2 separate regions of the Homo sapiens genome follow, and region 1 is linked to region 2. The links are chromatin loops, found by intact Hi-C in ENCODE. Cell type or tissue: K562. All regions are shown on one strand. Links, peaks and the distances in the headings refer to the core of each region. The heading gives the core; the rest is flanking DNA. Region 1 has its middle 6.1 kb from the start of LINC01258. Region 2 has its middle 47 kb from the start of LINC02513.

Region 1 (2,914 bases), core at 127-2,626, 210 kb after region 2:
TCATGAATAGAGCTAATGCCCTTAGAAAAGAGGCCTGAGGAAGTTCCATATCCCCTTCTACCACATGAGGACACAGTGAGAAGGCACCATCTGTGAGGAGATGGGCCCTCACCAATCACCAAATCTGCTAGTGCCTTGGTCTTGGAATTCCCAGCCTCCAGAACTGTGAGAAGCAAATTTCTACCATTTTAAAGTCTATAGCACTTTGTTACAGCAGCTTGAACTAACTAAGACACTCCTTGGCTGCCTTCACAATGCTTACCAGGAAGTTCTCTGCAAGCCTTAAAAGTTCAAAGCCCAGAAATGGCCTCTCTTGAATGACATCCTTGGGTTTATGAATGAAATAGCCATATCTTGCATCTTTCTCCTTTGAGATTCATTCTTTTCTAATATTGCATTTACTACCCAAACAGATATTTCTGCTGATATTCATTCAATCCTACAGAGATAGACATCTAGGTAACATTATTTGCAAAATTTTTCCTGCTTCTTTTTCTTTCTTAAGAAGTTGTACCTTTCTTTCCAGTTATAATGAATAAGACAAAGCAAGTCATTCTGGACTTCTTTTTTCTCTTTTTTAAATTCATAATGGTTGTAGTTGAATAAAATATAATTTTTAATGGATATACATCTCACAGAACAGACAATACATATCTTTCAGGTAAAGCTTCTCTTTTCTCATATGAACAAATAGTATGTGAAAAATAGCAAAATAGATCATAAAGGCATCTGCATAATACATTGCAACTTTTGCTAAATTATTCTATCTTGTTCAAAATGAGACCTTCAGAAGCTTTAATTTCCTTGGCTCAATATATTGTAAGGATTAATACATATCCATTGATTTATTTATTCATCCATGTAGTATCAGTTTCATAATATGTGAGGCTCAGTGCACAATGAAAATATGGGGCCTCTTGTTCAAAAATTAAGACTTTTCTAGATAGCAGCCAGGCACAGTGGCTCACTCGAGTAATCTGAGCACTTTGGGAGGCCAAGGTGGGCAGATCACTTGAGGTCAGGAGTTTAAGACCAGCCTGGCCAACATAGTGAAACCCCGTCTCTACTAAAAATACAAAAAATTAGCCAGGCCTGGTGGTGGGCACCTGTAATCCCAGCTACTCGAGAGACTGAGGCAAGAGAATCATTTGAACCCGGGAGGCAGATGTTGCAGTGAGCCGAGATGGTGCCACTGCACTCCAGACTGGGCGACAGAGCTAGACCCTGTCTCAAAAAAAAAAAAAAAAAGAAAACGAAAAAAGAACTTTCTAGATGACAGCAGCATTAAGCCAAGCATTAAAGCCACCTGTCTAAGCATGAGTCCCTGTGTAACTCCACAGGTCCCCCACCCAGGAAGCTGGACCTGAATCCACCAAATTATAGGCCGGCCCTGGAAATACAAGGATGAGCCAGTCAGATGTGGTCTGTGCCCTCCCCTGCAGCTTGGAGAAGAAAGGTCACCATGAGGTTTAATGAGGACTCAGATAAGGGAAGTGCTGGGTCATCTAGGAGCTACCTCATCGTAGCGGCCAGCAAAGACCTTCCTGAGGAAATGACATGCACGCTGAGGCCTGAAGCTTGACGAGGCTTCAGCAGGCCAAGAGTAGGAGGGAAATTATTTTCGGGCAAAGGAAGAGCATGTAAAAGAGATTGGAGAAAAGGCTGAAGAGTGTGGCATGTCTGAGGAACCACAAGGAGTGTGGCATGGCTGCAGCACAGAGAACATTATGGGGCCTGGCTGAGGGCAAGATGAAGAGGTGGATGAGACCCAGCCCTGAAGGGAGGTTACATGGTATCCTGAAGGCAGTGGGAAGCTCTTAATGAGTTTCTTGGGCCTCTCTCAGCTGCACAATGGGCCAAAGAAGGGAAGAAATCGATGGTGGTGTCAGTGGAAGAAAACCAAGCTCCCCTGCCTGGTTCCTGATGAAAAAAGAAAAACAGCAAAAACAAAAACAGGAAGTTAGCCTGCAGAATTGCGTTGGCAGGAAGTCCTGGTTTGACAAGTCATTCAGCCTGTGCTCTGGGCCATGGACCTACCACCTTGAAGCTGGTGCTACTCCACACCTGATCAGCAGATCAGAAGAGCAGGACAGGCAGAACCTTCCTCTTCTACTGCGAGAGCTCAGTCAGTGGGAAATGTGCTCCGGGCTTCCTGGTTTGTCGCTTAGCAACACCACGTACTTGGTGCATAGGTGACCAGCACTCTCCATGAAGCCTTCCTGAGTGACTCTGCGCCCACTGTGCCTGCTGGCAGTCATGTGTTTACCGGTTTGCCTCACCTACCAGACTATGTGTTGCTTGCGAGCAGGAGATAGGTCTTACTCACTTTTGGATTCTAGTTTCTCACAAAGTAAACCATAAATGTATTGGTAAACTGAATTAACTTATACTAAATCTAGTTATATCTGAGGTATAGTATACATTCAGTCATTTTGGGAAGACAACTTGTATTAAAGATATAAAATTTTTATAAGAGAAAAGTCCTTTGAGTTCTGTGCCTCTGGCTTTAAGATATGCTTTTGACATCCAATATTTTTCTAATTTGGGACTTTTCAGAAATGATCAAGGCAATGTCCATTTGATATAGTATCCCTAGCAGACAAGGATTATGAGTTTTTAGCATTGAGTTTCCACAGGGCATGGTGTATAGTAAGTGGTTCATTATTTAATGAATGTATAGATCACATACATCCATGTACACCAATTCACACATACACTTTGCATTACTAAAGGGTTTTACAGGTACATATTCAGTAGTTTTTTTAAATGTATAAGAAAAGTATAAATAGGAAAGTGTACCATAGTATATATGATACATATCTAAGATGTGAAGATTATGTTATTATGCATCAAAAATCATAAAGGTGGATGATTATTTTGATTATTCAGCAGAAGCATTTCTCCATGCAACGTT
Region 2 (2,914 bases), core at 279-2,778:
GACAAGAAAGGCGGTAAGATTCTTGAAAGAGCTTTCAAAAATGAGAAAAGAAAAACAAGAGAATAAACAGCACAATGTGTCCTGATATGTTAATATGTTTCCCTTTCGTTTTGCGTTTTTTTTCCCCTTTCCTTCAAAAAAAAAAAAAAAATCTAGGATTTTGTCTCCTCTAAGGAGAAATTAGGAAGGAAAATCTGACATAATCTCCAGAGCTGTAAAACTTCTTTGTATGCCGTCACTTGAGTGCTTTTTCTTACATTCCCTTAAGTAGCCAACCTACCATGTGGCGAGTTTGTGAAGCCAGGAAGGGAGGCAGTAACCCGAGAGGCGCTGCAGGGCGGCTCCCCACGGCGAGGGAGGGCAGGCGGAGCCCCAGCTCCTCCCAGCCGGCTGAGCGCTCGGCCCCTCCTATGGCCGCAGGGGAAAAGGAGGAGAGACCTACATTTAAAAAGGCAGGAACCTACCAACTGCAGAGTGAGAATTCCCATTCGTGAGGTCAAATCGAGGTCAAGAATTTCCTAACCATCTCTGAAAACCCCCTATTTAGGGGGTCAAGTCGGGCTGGCAACGCCCCAAATCATTAACTAAATCTAACTTGATCTTCAAAAACACAGCCTAGGACTGTTTTTCTTTCTTTCTTCTGCCTGAATGTTTCTCAGTGGCATTTCTGTTACTTCCTGTTTGTGACCGGGCTTTCCTTGCCCTACTTCCTTTTTTAGGGGTTTAGGTTGCCTCGACGGCCATTTCCACTTAGATAGATGGAAAAGGGGTGTGTGTGCGTTGGATTGGAAGGGAAACAGCTCACATTTATTTTTATGTTGTAAAAGTCTTTTCTCATGCATTCACATTCTTTCATTTACGTTCTACAGCAACACTATGAGACCAACAATATGATTATGCCCAAATTACAGTTAAAGAAACTCAGGCTCAAAAAGATTAAATAAGATGTCCAAGTTCACGCATCACATAAAGGCGCAAAACCTGGATCTGCGTTCCAAGGGTCTGAAATCCAAAGGGGCTTGGGGATTTCACGAGGTCTGAATCTAAAACTGAAGTTCTTTTCATTTATTGAACCCTTAAGGGAGACCTAACTTTAACTTATTTGGCAAAACTTTATTCAGGGAAGACTTTTATTCAATCTTTATTACAGAGTTTATTCTTCAAATGTAAAGAAAAGACTTAGCTTAGTGCCTTCCCCAGAGCAGTGGGAGAATTATGAAAGATGTACTATTGCTTTTTTTTTTTTTTTTTGGCAACCTCTCTGCTCTGCTGGCTTTCACCCTGGCCATCCCAGGACCGAGCTGGGGCGTTCAAGCTTGCCTCGGAGCCAGGCCTGCACTTCCAGCGTCAGGCAGTAGGGGGAGCAAGTGTGCAAGAGGAGGAAAGCGGCTCCAATTGGGCAGGAAACGTTTGAGACCATGTGTCCTTACCCGGCTCCGGTTGAAAATTTAATTTTTTTGGCTGCCTGAATGCTTAGGACCCATGGCTCCAGGCTTCTCTGCAAAAATTTATGCTTACTGATTTGTAGGGTGGGAAAAACCAGCCTCAGGGAGTTGTAGAAAAAGATTACATGTGTCCCCTGGATCAGAGGAAGTAAAAACCTCCACACGGTTGCTGGGGAAGGATCCAGGCCTCCTGGCCTCTGCCCCTATGTGAGGGGGAGAGGACGCAGAGGCCCGCACTATGGGCCGTCCTGGGTCCAAGCATCCCAGGACCTCCACCTGAAACCTGCCAGAGAAGACAGGATTTTGTACAGTCCCTAGCGAAAGAATTGGAATGTATACAGCAAAATGGGGAGAAACGTTTGTGTTTTTTCATTGTATCCCTGGCTTCTGGAACAGCGCAGGTGGCGGCCTGGCTTCTGGTACTCACATTGACAGAGCCTGTTAACTTAGGCTGCGCTTTGACAAGCTCCTTGAAGTCAGGTGGAAAAGAAACAAATGTCCTAAGCTTGAGCCTGTACTAGGTCTAGAATAACTTTAGAGTGCTGGCAGGTCACCTCTGCTCTGGGATGTAGCTTTCTCCCATTTCTTTCTCCATTACAACTTTAGTTTCTTAACCTGGGAAAGAAAAGTTTCAAAACTGCAGCAGTGGAGAACCCCGAGGGCTGGCTGGCAATAGTGTCATTCAAAGGAAAACAGAGAAGAACCAAAAGCTGATGTTTGCCTGCACTTTGGATTTGGATATAGAAGACAACTGATATTCTTTTTTTGATGGTGGTTATGTACAGAAAACGTTGGTCTTGGTTCCAAATACACATGAGATTTGTATTCTAATGCACCTGTTCCTGTGATTTTTTTTGTTTGTTTGTTTAAAATGGTGACTTCCTAGGGTATTTTTCTAGACCAGTAGAAAAGACGTTAACCAAAGCTTCCTGTAAAACTACCATTTAGGCATCTCTGCTTTCATTCTGCTCTGGGGTAAAAACTCCCTTCACTCTGAATAAGTTAGAGAAGTATTCAGAGTAGCTGAGATGGAAATGGATAAGATGTGGACCCACTAAGAGAGATGGCAATAATCTTTGGATCGCCACCCCTCACGGGATTTCCCCTAATATAAGATGATACCTGTGTATCATTGGTATATATCATCATAGAGGTATCTATGTATCTGCAATATAAAATGATATCTATATAAGGAACTTACAATCTTCTGGTACAGTTCTCACTTCGTATGGCCCAAGAACCCATCAGAAAATTTACCTTTTATTTGCAAACACTCTAGCACAAGTAATTAACAATTAACATTGATTAGTACCCTCTAGGTGCTAGGCATAGGAAATAAAGATAAAGACCCGCCCTTGAGGCTGGGCATTGTGGCTTACGCCTGTAATCCCAACACTTTGGGAGGCCGTGGCGGGCAGGTGGGGGAGCATCACTTGAGATCAGGAGTTTGAGACCAGCCTGGCCAACAA

Evidence for each region. Peaks named below come from ENCODE experiments on the same cell type or tissue, not always from the same donor. Only the 100,000 strongest peaks of a DNase experiment are listed, where the experiment ranks them.
Region 1: a loop joins it to region 2, with 6 times the contacts of the local background. A loop is called at or near these places in 7 of 110 quality-filtered maps.

The regions. Positions count from the first base shown.
Region 1 is chr4:38,527,805-38,530,718 of GRCh38, forward strand. No RefSeq gene overlaps it. Among named protein-coding and RNA genes, the nearest start is that of LINC01258, 6.1 kb to the left of the region's middle. RefSeq lists an enhancer at 1,604-1,833. In K562, for the core only: a CTCF peak has its summit at 1,453; DNase peaks (open chromatin) are centred at 1,477 and 2,077.
Region 2 is chr4:38,318,651-38,321,564 of GRCh38, forward strand. No RefSeq gene overlaps it. Among named protein-coding and RNA genes, the nearest start is that of LINC02513, 47 kb to the right of the region's middle. RefSeq lists an enhancer at 1-280. In K562, for the core only: CTCF peaks have their summits at 342 and 1,355 (motif pointing right); DNase peaks (open chromatin) are centred at 361 and 1,361; H3K4me3 peaks cover 212 bases.